Regions from separate parts of the Mus musculus genome. Here region 2 is linked to region 1. Evidence: chromatin loops called from intact Hi-C (ENCODE). Cell type or tissue: left cerebral cortex. All regions are shown on one strand. Links, peaks and the distances in the headings refer to the core of each region. The heading gives the core; the rest is flanking DNA. Region 1 holds the start of Jade3 (jade family PHD finger 3). Region 2 holds the start of Uxt (ubiquitously expressed prefoldin like chaperone).

Region 1 (8,334 bases), core at 228-8,227:
TTAACCAGGCCTCTGTTGCCATCAGCAGAACATTCCTCCTCCTGTGAGAAGATTCCTTACATTCTTTCCACTGGACATTAAACTCTTAAGGGTATGAGTATCTTTCACCTTTTATACCCCTAGCAAACAGAAAGCACTCAGTATGTTTGCTGAATGAATTAAATAGCGGCTATATTAATGGCCACAGAACTGAGGGGTTTCATAGTATTAAAATTTGACAGAGGAAAAAGAAAAACAAAAAAACCAAAAAACAAAAAAGAAAAAAAGAAAAAAAGAAAAAAAGGAAAAAAAGAAAGAACAAAAAAAAATTTTGATAGAGGAAAGCCAGGCGTAGAGGCACACGCCTTTAATCCCAGCACTCAGGAGGCAGAGGCAGGTGGATTTCTGAGTTCGAGGCCAGCATGGTCTACAGAATGAGTTCCAGGACAGCCAGGGCTACACAGAGAAACCCTGTCTCAAAAAAAAAATTGACAGAGGAAAGAAAACATGATGAGAACAGTGAAAGGGAAAGGGTACGTCTTAAATACTTTTACATTTGGTCATGACTTTTTTACCTAACATCAAAGATTCTACTAGATTTACAAACATATGCTTGGTAGCTACACGGGGTCTTTACCTCTGGGGTCCTGTCCCTCCACCAATGTTCTGCTACACCAGTGGTTGCATCTGAGATACTCTTCACAACAGAATAGCCTTGACAAATACCACCCTCTCACTGTTTATGCTCAAATGATTTGTAAAAAAAAAGAAAGAAAGAGCAAATGAACACAAACTGCTGATAACTGGTAACCTTGGATAAAGGGAATACAGTACGCTTTTATACCAATCTTGCAACATTTTTAAAAATTATAATACTTTATCAAAATTAAGTTTCAAAATCTAGAAAAGAATAATAGCAGCAATTTTCTTAGAAGATTTCAACAGAGGGTCCAGTGTACCAGCCAAGCTGATATCACATTCTCTTGTTAGCTAGTCCAAAAACAACATTCTGGCCAAGCAATGCCCACTCTTTACAATCCCAGTGCTCAAGAGGCTGATGCAGGAGGATCATGAGTTGGAAAGCCAGTCTGGGCTACACACACACACCAGCCGGGCGCAGTGGCACACGCCTTTAATCCCAGCACTTGGGAGGCAGAGACAGGCAGATTTCTGAGTTTGAGGCCAGCCTGGTCTACAAAGTGAGTTCCAGGATAGCTAGAGCTATACAGAGAAACCCTGTCTCGAAAAACCAAAATAATAATAATAAAAATAGAAAAAAAACCTGTCTCAAAACAACAACAAAAAACCTACACTGGCTTTGGTGTCTTTGCTTATCAACAGGTATTAGAGGAAAATGTTCTCTTTGGGTAGTGGGGCATAGCCACAGCTTCTGAGTTGGAGCAGAAAAATTGTTTGTAGCTTGAAGAGCACTCATGATATCATAGATGTCTCCTATTTGCCAAAGTCCCAATATAACTTCTTTTTCTCCTTAGAAATATATATATATATTTTTAAATTTATTTTTATTTAATGTATATGAGTACACGGTCTCTATCTTCATGCACACCAGAAGAGGGCATCAGATTTCATTACAGATGGTTGTGAGCCACCATGTGGTTGCTGGGAATTGAACTCAGGACCTCTGGAAGAGCAGTTGGTGCTTTTAACCACTGAGCCATTTCTCCAGCCCCCAGAAATATATTTTTTAATTATATTGTGTTTTTTCAGATTTATTTTATTTATTTATTTATTTATTTATTTATTTATTACATATATGAGTGTTCTGCCTTCAAGCATACAAGAGGGAATCAGATCTCACTACAGATGTTGTGAGCCACCATGTGAGTGCTGGGAATTGAACTCAGAACCTCTGGAAGAGCAACCAATGCTCTTACCCACTGAGCCATCTCTCCAGCCCCTATACCTTCTTCTTGCCAGATCCTTTTTCTTCAGGGCAAATCAGGACTCCTAGGTACCCACAAGAACACGCATGTCCTCATGTTCAGAAAAACAGCACTTTGGAGTTCTTACCTCCCCTTTTCCAAGTCTAGCAGATTGGATCAGACAAGTTTTTCCCAATGACTCAGCAAAGAGGCACTTTTGATTATAGGAGCCTTGCTTCTGTTGTCTATGGAAAGACCTACAGAAAGGACAAAAATGGAGCACGGGGAGTCACAAAACAGAAAACTTAAAACAATAGTAAATTATCTGTAATGATCACCTGCTAGCACCCTTTTATTCATTACTTCTAACCATCCAACCCCACCCCACAAACCTGAAAATGCTTTAATTTTCTTAGCTACAGTAAACTAGAACAATACAAATTTGTAAATCAGCTACACGTCCCCACTTTATAAAGGTATTGGGATAAGGGGTAGGTAGCTCAGTGGTAGAATGCTTGCTTAGCATAGGCAAAGCTCTGGGTTCAATTTTCAACACCAAAAATTATGGCTAGGATACAGCCAGATGGGTATCACTGGACACCCACCTCTCATTTAGAAAAATGAGGCAAGTAAAGATCACAGTAAATTAAGCCGGGCGTGGTGGCACACGTCTTTAATCCCAGCACTCGGGAGGCAGAGGCAGGCGGATTTCTGAGTTCGAGGCCAGCCTGGTCTACAAAGTGAATTCCAGGACAGCCAGGGCTATACAGAGAAACCCGGTCTCAAAAAAAAAAAAAAAAATCACAGTAAATTATCCCCTAATAAGAAATTATCTTAATATAAATCAGCATATTCTATTTTCTTCAGCTCCTGTTTTTTCTAAGCTCCATGAAGAGGTACATACATTATGTCCCATGATAATATTCAACCTCATTTTTAGCCTTCCTCTCTGCATCCATGATCAAAGCTTCTAAGAGCTCTCTAATGTCACGTTTCCATAAACACCTGATAGTTCCTGATTCCCTCAACACCCTCAAAAATATGATTAGTTTCAGCTAAACTTCAAAGTTAAAAAAAAAAACAGGAGATGGCTTTGTATCGCTTAGAGAACATTTGTTATGGTTGGTAGAACATAAGAAAGGGATAAAATAAGCAGTATAAAAAGGAGATGGCCATACAAAATCTATAAGTCTTCAACATCCTTGTACTTTAGCTTTTACTAACTCTTATCACTCGGGTATGATAACTGCCCCTGCATTATTAGGTGTGATGATACTGAGAATCTCCTCTACAGGCCAGAAAGTGGTTCGCAAATGTTCCAAAAGCTTGTGTGTCCTGAAAACAGCCTCCAAGTCATTCCTGGGTACTTCCTTTTGAACTGCCCATGACCAAGATTCATATCCCAGTGCCATGGCTTGATTCAGAAAAGAAGAAAGAGTGTGGATCCTGGAGTTAGAACACTGTAACCTGTATTAGTTGCTAACTGAAAAAATTGTGAGGAATAATATTGTATTTTAAAGTATTTTAAAGCAACAGTATTGGAATAAGAGCTCTTCTCTAGTGAACAGAGGTGTACAGAACACATGTGAAAGAAAGGTGACAATGATGGTAACTAATGTCGAGAGCTTAATATGAATTGGGCACTCTTCAATTGAATATGAACAGCATCCCCCTCCCAACTTCTGTAATCCTTGACGGGAGAGTTTATCCTCTAATAACTCAAGTATTTGAAGTCAGAGCTCATCTAAAATAAAAAAAGAAAATGTTAGTTATGGAAGTAGAACACTCTTAAGGTTAAACAAAAAAAGAAAAAAATCTATTTTTACTTATCCAGAATCATCAGATAATATGTAAGAGCCACACTATTTAAAGGGTACAAAGGCTAGGCTCTATATTCCTACCATTACAGATGTTATAGAAATATTAAACTAAGTAAAATACAATGCTTTGTTCAAGTGGACTCTGCTGTGCTCTGCTCTCCACCCCCACTCTCCACCCTCCAGGCTGAGGAGAAATGGCTGCAGGCAAGGTATTTAAGAGAAGCACTCTGGGAAAGAAGATTCTGGTTAGGTGCACTAGGCAACGAGGTTGTGCAACCAGTTTCTACCTATTTTGTTTTTCATTACTTTTCAGAGTTTTGAGAGGAGCAGTTATCTTTATCTGACTGAACGCAGGGAATGAGGTCACCTTTTCCTCTAGGACACTGAAATCTCTGTCACCATGGTTTTTATTTCTTATACAATCAAACTGTGGCGGGTGGAGGGTGAGGTTCTCATCCTCAGCCTTACAGTTAAGTGCATCTCACAAGGCGGGGTTGGTCGACCCTTGTGCACATCTTTCCTTGTGACTCAACGCCAGTGGAGTGGTCAAACAAGTTTCTTGTGAAAGCCCTACAAGGTACGTATGTCCTAGGGCTGCAAAGAGATAAACTCTTAAGTGTATCTTCACATGCCACCATTAAGGACACTCACTAAAGAGTCCCCCCCCCCCACACTTTCTTCCCACCCCACTTTCTTCCTTACAAATAATGAACGCTGTTTGCCCTGTGTAATTTAAAGCCCAATTCCACCAAAACTCTGCTCCGAAAAGCAGGAGGAAAAGGCTGGGAGGATTAAAAAAATAAAATAAAATAAAATCGATGTGGCTCCCTCAGAGGAGCTGGAGAAAAGTTAACAACTATGCCCGGTGGCAGAAAAATCTCCCCTTAATTGGCATATCCCTGGCGATTTTCCCACCCCTAGACCTCAGGGCGATTGCGGGCTTCGAACACTCACTGCGTCCTAACAATGACTGGAGAAAGGAAAGTTCGAGGACGGAAGGGCACCCGCACTCCCACTAGGTTGGCATTTCAGCTCTCAGAGTGCCTGGTTGCTCCCCACACTGCCCGTCTTGCCCTCTCCGGACCCTCAGTATCTTCCCGCTCCGCAAGGCTCAAACAGCCAGGGTGCGCCCTCTCGCTGCTCGGACCCGGCAGCCACAGGCAGCAGAAAGAGCATGCCCTCTAGCCCCGAGGTCTGGCCCCAAGAGTCCCTGATAGCACAGGACAAGCACGGAAAGGGGCACCCGGAGGGGACTCCGAAGGGAACGGCCGCCACAGTTATGGCGCTCAACGCCTCCGGAGGTGTCCGGGAGGCTGTAGCCCAGCTCGTGTGTCCGTGTCCGCGCGCCCCCCCCCAACCCCCCGCCCGGGCCACCGGGCACAGCGCGCCACCAGCAGCGGGGCGACTGGGCACTTTACCTCAGCCCACACACGCTCTGTGTTCCGGGGCTCTCGGGGGGACCCCGGGGCAACCGCTACGTGGAGCTGGAGCGACCCCGAGGGTGGCAAGGCCGGGACCCCAAGCTCCACGCCGCTCGCGTCCCACTCCTCGAGGCCGCCACTCCCGCCACTAAACCCGCACTACGCCCACAACCTCGCTGGTGCCGAGGCCACCCTCGAGAGCGCCTACCTCCGGCGCAGCGTCTCGCTCCGCTCCTTCCTCGCCGCACACTGAGGGCCCCCTCAACGTGCCGGGCGAGTCTGGCTAGGGTGGTAACCGCCCCCTAGCCGCCTGCTTTCTTCTCTTCCCTCCCTCGCACCTGCCCCCTAATCTCACCCCGCCCTCCTGGCCGGGCCTTCCGAGGAGCCGAGGGGGCCGCCCCCTAGCGCTCTGCTCCCGCCCCCGGCCCTGGCCGCCTGGCCCTTCAGGCCTCAGCTCTGGACAGGCTGCTGGGCGGCGGCGGCAGCCGAGGCGGCGCGGAGCACTATTGTATTCCTGACACTGTGCGCTCCCACGCTCCGCCTCTTCCCTTTCCTTCCTCATCACTGCAACTCCCCGCCCCACCCCCCCCCACCTCCCCCCACCCCCGCCGGCTGCGCTCGCCCTACCCGGCTGACTCCCCGCCGTCTGCTCGCCGCGCGATCTTCTGGCGGGCTGGGCGCCGTCACGAGCGCCACCGGCTTCGAGGCTCCACCCACCTCAAGCTCCCGCACGCGCGGCGCGGCGCTTCAGGTGGGTTCTCCTCCCCTCCTGCTGCGCGCGCTGCTGCCCTGAGGCGTCCCAGCCCTGCTAGGCGCTTGGGCCAGCGAGGTGCACTGGCTCCTGCTCCGGCAAAGTCCAGCCTGAGCTTTCCCACCCTCCTGACTCGATTGTAAAGTTCTACGAGTGCAATTCGTCCCTAAACTCTAAGACGACCATTATTTCTGACGTTTAGACTTGAAGCATGGATAAATAATAAAAGCCAGGAGGCAATTGACAACACATTAATCCAGTTGTGAGCAAAAATGCTTTATGATGGGGTGGGACTTCTTGATTTCTTTTTCTTTTTTTCTGATGTCGACTTAGCCTACAGCTCCCAGTTATTCAAACCCTCGTCCAGGTGTTCCTGGGGAGATATTTTGGTACTATAATTAAAGATCGGTTGACTTAAAAGTAGGGGTCGCCGTCTTGGATAGTTTAGGTAGGCCTATCAGAATTATTTGGAAAAAAAACTTTAAACTAGGGCTGAGACAGACAGAGAGGGTTGGATAGAGAATGTAAAACTGGTGTACAGAGCGAGTTCCACTACAGCCAGGGTTATACAGAGAAACACAAACAAACAAGAAAAAGTTCACCATGAATGCCTGCTTTGGTCTATTCTATGCCCCTGCGTTCCAGCTCCCTGGTCATCTGCCCTGCAACTTTTTGTTTTGCTTAGCCATTGTCACAATTATGGAAGACAATAGCGTCAAATAAATAAGGGAGACATGATGTATAGTAGTAATATATAAAACAAGTGTACATAATTTACTACTGGTTCCTGGACCTTTGAAATACAGATGCTTGAAAACAACTTTTTTTAATTTACCTTGCTAGAATTGAAAATGCATCATTCACAATTATGATGAATTAATATAGTTATTTTCACTTATATTTCTAGGTTTAAACAGAAATGTGAGCTCTTGTATTTTGTCTGTTTTTCATATTGTAGATATGATTCTACTTTATTTTATGTAAGTCTATGAGTGGTAAAATATTTAGTCCACAATTACTGTTACAGTTGAATTATTTAAAAATAAAAATTCATGTGGGCAGTGGTGGCACACGCCTTTAATCCCAGCACTTGGGAGGCAGAGGCAGGCAGATTTCTGAGTTCGAGGCCAGCCTGGTCTACAGAGTGAGTTCCAGGACAGCCAGGGCTACACAGAGAAACCCTATCTCAGAAAACCAAAAAATAAAACAATAAAAAAAATAATAAAAATTCCACAGTCATAAAAATTCAAAGGGGTCCCATGCATCTTTCTAAGTACTTCTCAAGTTTTCTCCCAATAGTAACCTTATATAACTATATCAAAACCAAGATAGTGGCACTTGTCCAATCTGAAAAGCTCATTCAAATTTCATCAACTTCACAAGCATCCATTTCTGAGTCTGAATATATAAGTTCTACACAATTGTATCACCTGTGAGTTTCCTATGACCAACACAACAGCTCAAAGATTCCCCCTGGTACCCTTTATTAACATTCACATTTTAAGAGTTTGTCCATTGAAGGATATTTGGGCTGTTTACAACAAACTTTGCCTCCTAGGCCATGGAGATAGCTCAGTAGGTAAAAGCACTAGCAACCAAGCCTGATGACTTGATTTTGGTCCCTTAAGTTTGGAAAGAAAGAAATGAGTCTTGAAAACTGTCCACATAGGTCACACGCAGACACAGACAGACACACACACACACAGACACACACACACACATGTACGGGCACCTTTTTGGTGATATGTCTGCTCATGTTTTTTGGACATTTTCTAATTGGATTATTTCTTACTATTAAATTTGAAGATTATAATAAACAAGTCCTCAGTATGTAAATAATCAGAAAATGGATTTCCCATACACAGCTATCTTTTCATTTATTTGACAAGACATTTTTGCAGAGATCCAGTTTATCCAATTTTGCATTTATGTGTAGTGCTTTTGGTGTCATATCTAAAACATCTTCACCTGGTTTCACATGCCCTCTCTCATGTTTCCTCTAAAAAGTGTTATAGTTTTTATTTATTTATTTATTTATTTATTTATTTATTTTTAAAGATTTATTTATTATTATATGTAAGTACACTGTAGCTGTCTTCAGACACACCAGAAGAGGGAGTCAGATCTTGTTACGGATGGTTGTGAGCCACCATGTGGTTGCTGGGATTTGAACTCTGGACCTTCGGAAGAGCAGTCAGGTGCTCTTACCCACTGAGCCATCTCACCAGCCCTAGTTTTTATTTTTTAAGTCGGTGGTTTACTTTGAATTATTTTTGTTATAAACTTGGACCTAAGATAGAAATTCTTATTTTTGCCTATGAATACTTGATGACTGAAATAAAATGACTGTCTTTGCTTCATTAAATGGCTTGTGTATCTCAAAATCAATTTGGCCACGTGTATGGGGCCATTTTGGCTCTTTTGTATTCTATTTATCTACATCTCTCCTGTGAATACTAATCTTAATTGTGATAGCTATA
Region 2 (8,334 bases), core at 243-8,242, 540 kb before region 1:
CCAAGATACAATTTGCAAAACACAAGAAACTCAAGAAGGAAGACCAAAGTGTGGATATTTCATTCCTTCTTAGAAGGGGCAACAAAATATCCATAGAAGGAGTTACAGAGACAAAGTTTGGAGCTGAGATGGAAGGAAGGACCATCCAGAGACTGCCCCCATGGGAATCCATCCCATGAACAACCACCAAACCCAGACACTATTGCAGATGCCAGCAAGATTTTGCTGACAGGACCCTGATATAGCTGTCGCTTGTGAGACTATGCCAGTGCCTGGCAAACACAGAAGTGGATGCTCACAGTCATCTATTGGATGGAACACAGGGTCCCCAATGAAGGAGTTAGAGAAAGTACCTAAGGAGCTAAAGGGGTCTGCAACCCATAGAAGGAACAACAATGTGAACTAACCAGTACCCCCAGAGCTCGTGTCTCTAGCTGCATATGTAGCAGAGGATGACCTAGTCGGCTATCAATGGGAGGAGAGGCCCTTGGTCTTGCAAATATTATATGCCACAGTTAAGGGAATGCCAGGGCCAGGAAGCTGGGAGTGAGTGGGTTGGGGAGCAGGGGGAGGGGGAAGGGTACAGGGGACTAAACAATTAAAGGGGATAGCATTTGAAATGTGAATGAATATCTAATAAAAAAGGAAAACAAAACAAAACAAAATTTTTTTTTTAAAAAGGCAAAGGAGGGTAGCTAGTTCAAAACCTCAACTACATATTAAGTTCAAAAATAGCCTATATATACTAAATAGCAATACTATATTTCAAAAACAAAACCAACCAAAACAGTAAGACCATGCACTCATGACCCATGAATATATAAGCCATTGAAACCGTGTAAAATGTCAGTAAAGAAGTCTGTGTCTAACTAAAATGCCATCTCAAATCATGATGGACAAAGGTGAATTTTCAAATAAATATGCTCATTTCCTAAGAGAGCAGTAAAAAGTTACCACAGACTGGCTGGTTTAAACCAATAAATTCTATTCTGTTATAGTTCTGGAGACTGTAAGTCCAAACTCATGAGATCATAGAGCCAAGCCTTTTTGAAGAAAATGTATTCTATTCCCTTTCTACTCAAAATCTATTCTATGCCTCTTTCCTACCTTCTCTAAGGACAGCAGCAATCATTGATATGCCTCAGTTTGTATTTTTGAAGTTCCAAAAATCAAGTCCAGGGCATCATGCAAGCTAGGTAAACATTCTACCACTAAGTTATGGCCTCAACCCTTTAATTTATAAACATATTACCATGCTAGTATCATTTTCATCGCTGTGACTAGACTTAACAAAAGAACAAATGAGGAAGGACTTTTTTATGATCACAAAGTTTTAGACATCCTAGCCGGGTGTGGTGGCGTACACCTTTAATCCTAGACTCGGGAGACTGAGGCAGACAGATTTGTGAGTTCGAGGCCAGCCTGGTCTACAAAGTTGAGTTCCAGGACAGCCAGGGCTATACAGAGAAATCCTGTCTCAGAAAACCAAAAAAAAAAAAAAAAATTTCAGATATCGCATTTCCAAGATCAGCTTGGTTGGGGTCTTTTTTTTTCCCCCCTTTTAGGCCTCTTAGCAGGGCAGAAAGTAATGGCAGAAGGACATCATGGAGAAAAGCCACTTATCTCATGGCAGCCAAAAAACAGAAAAAAATGGATATAGGAATATATGTGTGTGTGTGTGTGTGTGTGTGTGTGTGTGTGTTTGTTTATAAACACACACACACACACATGCCCTTGGGGTGTTACTTCATCCAAGTAGGCTCCATTTCTTATGAGCAATTCAGCTATAAACTTATCAATGAATTAATCCATTGAAGAAGTCATCATGATCAATCACTTCTCAATATTGTCACCTGCGATGGATCAACCATAACGCATATGAGCCTTTAGAGAAGACATCTCGTATATAAATAATAACAATGACCCTAATGTCTGCCAGTTTTCAGTTTTCACACCATCTCCTATGTCTTTCTCTTTGTTTTATAAGAATATTTCTCGCTGGGCAGTGGTGGCACATGCCTTTAATCCCAGCCCTTGGGAGGCAGAGGCAGGCGGATTTCTAAGTTCAAGGCCAGCCTGGTCTACAAAGTGAGTTCCAGGACAGCCAGGACTACACAGAGAAACCCTGTCTCGAAAAACCAAAAAAAAAAAAAAATTCTCATTGGTTTGGGGCCATTTGTTTAACTCAGAATGACCCCCCACCTCAAGATCCTTAATTATATATGTAAAATTTTTTCAAACATATTCTGTGGCTATATATCTAGACATCATTCTACCCGTTAAACACAGACGTTTGCAAACAGATTAAGTTTGACTTGGTGCCTTACATCTGCAATGCCAGAAGTTGAAAGGCTAGGGTAAAAGATTTTAAGTTCAAGGCCAGCATGGACTAGACAGTGAATTCAATGCCAGCCTGGCTATATGACAAGACTCTAACTGAAAAATAAAGCTGTAGATAAATATTAAATTGGGCCCATACCTTATTACATATATCCATACTCTAGATGGACCAAGATTGAAGTGTGAAAATGAAACCCTGGTTATATTTCTTTCTAGTCTGGACATGGGGAAAGCAGTCCAGACTATGTGTAACTGTGCTACACAGTCAGACACCTCAGAGGAACACAATGAGTTGATATATGTAAAATGCTCAGAACTATGTATGGAAGGGGTAAATGTTTGATGAATAGTGATCACATCTGCTCTTATTCAAAATAGCAATGGTCATGCCCAACAGTGTAAATCGTGAGACAATGCTCCCTTCCTGCAGCTTTCACATTCTTCCCACTTTGCCTTCTATTCTCTAAGACTTAGAATAATATAGGTGATTATTACTTTCTACCACCTTGAGCAGCTCTACCACAGCAACAGACACATTCCTTGCAGTTGAACCAGTTATGAATCTTCTTTAGTAACTACCTCCCATTGTAAAAAAGAAGTTTGCTATCTCTATGTCAGGAACAGCAGTAACCTACAAGCCGCCGTGCAGAGTGAACTCAGGCTGTCAGACTGGTTAGCACCGTTTAACCAGTGAGCCATTTGGATAACCTAAAAGTATCTTTTAAATTAAAGAAAAATTACATGAAATATGTTAATAAACTTAACAGACCCAACTCTAGTCTATCTAAACTGTTCTCCTTAGCAAATAAAGATTAACTAATATTATATAGCTTCCTAATATCTGCTTTAAGCACATCAAATTTACTTTTAAATACATGTAACATCAAATTTTGGTTTTGGTTTGGGGGACAAGGTTTCTCTGTAGCCCTCATCATGGACTGCATGCCACCAAGCAGAAATTCATTCAAGATAAATTTCTTAAAATTTGTCTCCATTTAAACATTTTTATGTGCTCTTATTCATTCCCTTTATGGAGGGTGAAAACCAAACAATGTGTGCAACATATATTTTTTTCAAACAGATCCCCACAGGATATACTGCCTTCCTTATAGATTAGTACCATAATCCTTGCTGGTCTATAGGCACTCTTGTGCTTTTAAAATTATTAAATGCTTAAGTGGTCTCAGTGAGTTCTTTTGGTTTTGATTTGGTTTGTTTGTTTTAAAGAGAATATGAAATTGGAGGAAAATGTGGTAGGAGGAGTCTAGGAGGAGTTGGAGGGAAAAGGGAGTGGAGATGATGAAAATATATTGCATACATCTATGAAACTCTCAAAGAATAGAAATGTTTCTAAAAGAAAAAAATAGGGACTATATAGATACCTCAGTAGTTAAGAGCACTGGCCAGTCTTATAGAGGACCCAGGTTCGATTCCCATTACCCACATGGTGCACACAAACTGTTGGTTGCTCCAGTTCCAGGGAATCCCACAACTTCTTCTGGCCTTTGTGGGCAATGCACGCATGTAGTCCATAAACATGCAGACAAAACACATAAAATAGGAAAACAAATGTAAGAGTAAGGAGGGGGGAATACAGAAATGGCTCATCAGTTAAAAACACATAAAACTTGCAGAGAATGTAAACTCCATTATCAGCACCCACATCATGGTAGCTCACAACTGCCTATAAGTTCAGTACCAACGCGCGCGCGCACACACACACACACTTCAAATTACTAATTATAAACACTTAACTCCCTCTCCCTACCTTCCTGTAAGTCCACCCTCCCTCAGAACCCGCCAAATCTCATTGAACGTCACCCAAACCAGTCTCCCGCCAGCTCGCGACGATCCGCCTGCTGGCAGACCGCGGCGTGCCAGGCCCATCTAGATCCATAGGATCCTGCTACCTCCAAGGATTCACTCAGGCCCCGCCTGCAGCCCTTCCCCTAAGTGCATCTTCCCACACGCCGGACCGCCCCTCCCATCGATTTGGTTGGCTCCCTTGCTGGAAATTACATCATCCATCCGCGCCACCCGGAAGCCGCGGCTCATACTAACAGTTATTGCCGGTGGCCCTACGGTAAACGCCGTACTCCTGTACCGGTGAGTGAACGAGTTCCAAAATCGGGTTGGGCAGAAGCAACTCCGTAGCTCGAGCCGAAAGAAGTCATCCCCAACGTTGAGTGGCTGGAGAGAATTTTGTGAAGTTTAAATAGAGCGCTCAACGTGCCCCCCCCTTTACTCCCCCAGGTGCCCGTCATGGCGACGCCCCCGAAACGGCGGGCCTTGGATACGGTGGGGGAGAAAGTGCTGCGGTACGAGACCTTTATCAGTGACGTACTGCAGCGAGACTTGCAGTGAGTGACAACGTGGGAGGCGTGACGTTTGAGAAATTTCACGTGGTGGGTGGGACAGAATGCCGACCAAACTTTCGGATTGGCCGCCCAGACTTCTGGGAATAGGGTTGACTTCTGGGCTGAGATGTGGTTGGAACTTGTCCCTTTAGCAGAGCTCTGACCTTGTTTGTTGGTTTAAAATAGTCATTCCGAACACAGGGTGTTTCTGACTAGGCCATTTAACCAATATTTATGAACAAGTTGTACCTTACTTCACCTTTGTGAACTTTATTCATCTGTGAAATGGAAAAGTTTATTAGGCCTTCTTAACGTGGTGTTTGAGTTTTAAATGTGTCAACTCCGGCACTTGGGAGCCAGAAGCAGGAGGATCTTTGTAAAGCTGAGAACCAGTCTGGGCTACAGACTAACTTTCTCAAAGGGAGAAAAAAATAGAATAAAGCCAGGCTCAAGCTCCATGGTGTGTGCCACTTCTAGTGGAGAGATGGGAAAATTCACTTGTTTAGCCAGGATTACAAGCCAGCCTTGAAAATAGAACAATATTCTATTTTAAAAAAAATCCAGTGTGGTGACACAGGCCTGCAATTGCTGTACTTGGGATAGTGTCAGGAGCAGGATGACCCAGAGTTGAAGGTGATCTTCACCTACATTCGAGGTTGTGTATAGCCTGGGCTTTGAGATTATGTCTCAAAACAAGCAAACTAGGGCCAGCAAGATGGCTTGCCTCCAACCCCATGCCCTAAGTTAGATCTCTGGGACCCACATGGTGGAAGAAAGAAAGACTCCCAAAAACCTGACCTCTGACCTCCAGGTATGTATCATGGCACCCATACATGTACACAAAATAAACACATAAATGCAAGTAAGAACACATTTTAAAAATGCAGATAAACCCCACTATTATTATATTGAGGCTGAGAGGAAAGAATTGTTTGGTGTGTTTACAAATTCAATACTTAGCCTGAGAAACTCAGATATTGTCTTGGGTAATAAAACAAATAACCTAAATAGTTGTTTTAGGAAAGGAATTTGACCCCAGTGCCTGAAATACACTAAAGACTCAACAACTGGATGATTGCTATTGCTGTCATTACTAATCTGAATAGAAAGTTAGGTATTTAGAACTAGGACTGTGTGAGCATGCTAAAAGAGATGGAGAGGTACATTTAGGGTGAAGATGGGACATTTTAATTGGCATAAGTCACTGAATAAAATGTAATATTTATAATTATAATAGGTAACAAGTATATAATGCTTACCATTTGGCTAGCATTTAAAACACTTTGTAGTAAACACTCGATTCTAATGACTCTTATGTGCTACTACGGCCATCTCTGTTTTCTATGTGAAGAAACTTAATCCTAGGTAGGTTTTCTACTTTCCATAGTCACATTCCTAGTAAGAGGTAGAGGTCAGGCTGAACTACAGTCTGACCTGTATTTATTGAAATGCCTGCTGTGTCTCTGTCTATACCCCATTGTGTGTGTTTTGGAGGAGGGGAGCACGGGATCTCACGATGTAGCACAAGCTGGTCTTGAGCTCAGAATCCTCCTGCCTCAGCCCATGAATTACATCCATGTCAACCACAACCTGACTTAAAATGCCTGGCATCTCAAGAGGAATAAGGCTGCCTAATGTTCACTGTTGTATTTCTACATATCAGAAAGGTGCTGGATCATCGAGACAAGGTATATGAGCAGCTGTCCGTATATCTTCAACTAAGAAATGTCATTGAGCGACTCCAGGTAAAGGTTTTTAAATTGGGTACCACTTTGTGTATGTGTACAAAGAAGGGAGGCGGGAAGAAACCCCAAGAACAAAACCTTATCTGCCTTTAAAATTGCCCGCTGACACCTACCTCTTTTCTCCTGGCCCTATAGGAAACTAATCACTCGGAGTTATATATGCAGGTGGATTTGGGCTGTAACTTCTTCGTTGACACAGTGGTGTGAGTATATTCTCTCCCCTCCTGAGTTTCTCCCTTTTTTCATGGAACAAGTATTTCTTAGTATTTTCTATATACAAGGCTCTAGTAGCTTTTATATTTCATTAGGATATGAGCAACATGTTGTGGGTGTGGCCAAAATGAACACAAAGTATCTGCCTTTACAGAGCCTTCATTTTGAGAAACAGGAAGGAATAGGAAACACCTTAAACCATACAGTGTGCTAAATAGTAATAAAGACTTCTTCCACTTCCTCTGACCTCTTTCCTCAGCCCAGATACTTCACGCATCTATGTGGCCCTGGGATATGGTTTTTTCCTGGAACTGACACTGGCTGAAGCACTCAAGTTCATTGACCGAAAGAGTTCTCTCCTCACAGAGTGAGTGCATTCCAAGAGGATAGTATCTAAAGCCACTACATTGGCTAAGGGTACAGGGAAGTGGTAAGAACATTTGCTTAGCATGTGTGAAGCCCTAGGTTCTATCCATATCACACATCACACAAACACATACACAAAATATATAAAAGCCAGATATGGTAGTTCACACCTGTAATCCCAGGATTCTAGAGAATCAAGCAGGAGGATCATGAATTTGAAGCAACTCTGGGTGATAAAACAAATCTCTGTGTATAAAACAAACAGAAAAAATAATAAATAGACATCACAAATTTTAATACTCTACCCTTTTCCCTGTGGCTACCTGGGATGGTACTTAGAAAAACATACTACCTTCCTCTTCGGGGCTCAGACTAAGAAAACTGAGGATGCAAAGTTCAGCCAGGGTGTCATACTAAACACTCAATAAGTACTTTTTATATTATTCCTTCATACATTTATTGAGTATCTTATGTATACCAGGTTCTGTGGTTAATGTTGAGAATATAGCAGTAAACAACAGAAGAGTCTTAGAAGCTTACATTTCTAGAACTATGTTGAAATCTCATGTACATACATCTGTGACCACATCCGTGAGATTTCAACCTAAGAATCAGTTAACAGTCTAAGAAGCTGCTTCTCACTTAACTATCTGCTCATTTTCCTGCTCATTTGTTGGTCTCTCCCCTCTCTGAACTTCATGTGCCTGTACCCACACATGCAGAGACAATGCCTTCCTCTATTGCTGTCTGCTTTATTTATTTCTCTTGAAATAGGGTCTCCACCAAACCTAAAGCTTGCCATTTTTTGGCTTCAGCAAGCACCCATGCCGGGGTCAGAGGTGTGTGAGTTTTTCCATTGGTACTAGGGATCCAATTCCCATTCTTATGCTTGAGCAGCAAATGTTCTTGTCCACTGAGCCACCTCCCTAGCCCTAACACATGCTTTAAGCATTTCCCACCTTTGGGAGCATTCAGTAGCTACTGGTGTCTGTCTGCTCTGCAGCACTTTCTCCATGTGGTTTCTTTTCTCAATACTTGATTGTCTTGCATAAATAACAAGCTCCCTGAACAAGTTCTTCTGTGATCTAACTTCAAAATTGCAACTCCTAGTGTTCTTGAATTGCACCCCCTTCTACTTAAAAAAATGACCATTAGTGTGTATATGTGCATGTCTGTGGACATATGTGCTATAGCATCCATGTGTAGATCAGAGCATAGTTTTGTAGAGTTGATGCTATCCTTCCAGGGACTCCATGAATGGAACTCAGATCCCCAGGCTCATGTGACAAGCACCCACTGAGCTATCATACCAG

Evidence for each region. A loop is a pair of places that touch in the nucleus more often than their neighbours do. Peaks named below come from ENCODE experiments on the same cell type or tissue, not always from the same donor. Only the 100,000 strongest peaks of a DNase experiment are listed, where the experiment ranks them.
Region 2: a loop joins it to region 1, with 5 times the contacts of the local background. A loop is called at or near these places in 1 of 42 quality-filtered maps.

Annotation. Positions count from the first base shown.
Region 1 is chrX:20,422,808-20,431,141 of GRCm38, reverse strand. Jade3 (jade family PHD finger 3) reads right to left here and starts at 5,454. Exons shown (of 13, transcript NM_199317.2): 1 at 5,312-5,454; 2 at 2,011-2,119. In left cerebral cortex, for the core only: a CTCF peak has its summit at 4,811; DNase peaks (open chromatin) are centred at 4,815, 5,404, 5,627, 5,798 and 1 more place; H3K4me3 peaks cover 1,889 bases; H3K27ac peaks cover 594 bases.
Region 2 is chrX:20,958,046-20,966,379 of GRCm38, reverse strand. It overlaps Uxt (ubiquitously expressed prefoldin like chaperone), which reads left to right and starts at 4,402. Exons shown (of 7, transcript NM_013840.3): 1 at 4,402-4,446; 2 at 4,594-4,700; 3 at 6,361-6,442; 4 at 6,578-6,645; 5 at 6,915-7,022. The coding sequence starts at 4,603. A230072C01Rik (RIKEN cDNA A230072C01 gene) reads right to left here and starts at 4,704. Exons shown (of 6, transcript NR_027445.1): 1 at 4,668-4,704; 2 at 4,402-4,530; 3 at 3,723-3,843. In left cerebral cortex, for the core only: a CTCF peak has its summit at 4,211; DNase peaks (open chromatin) are centred at 4,321 and 4,714; H3K4me3 peaks cover 1,554 bases; H3K27ac peaks cover 385 bases.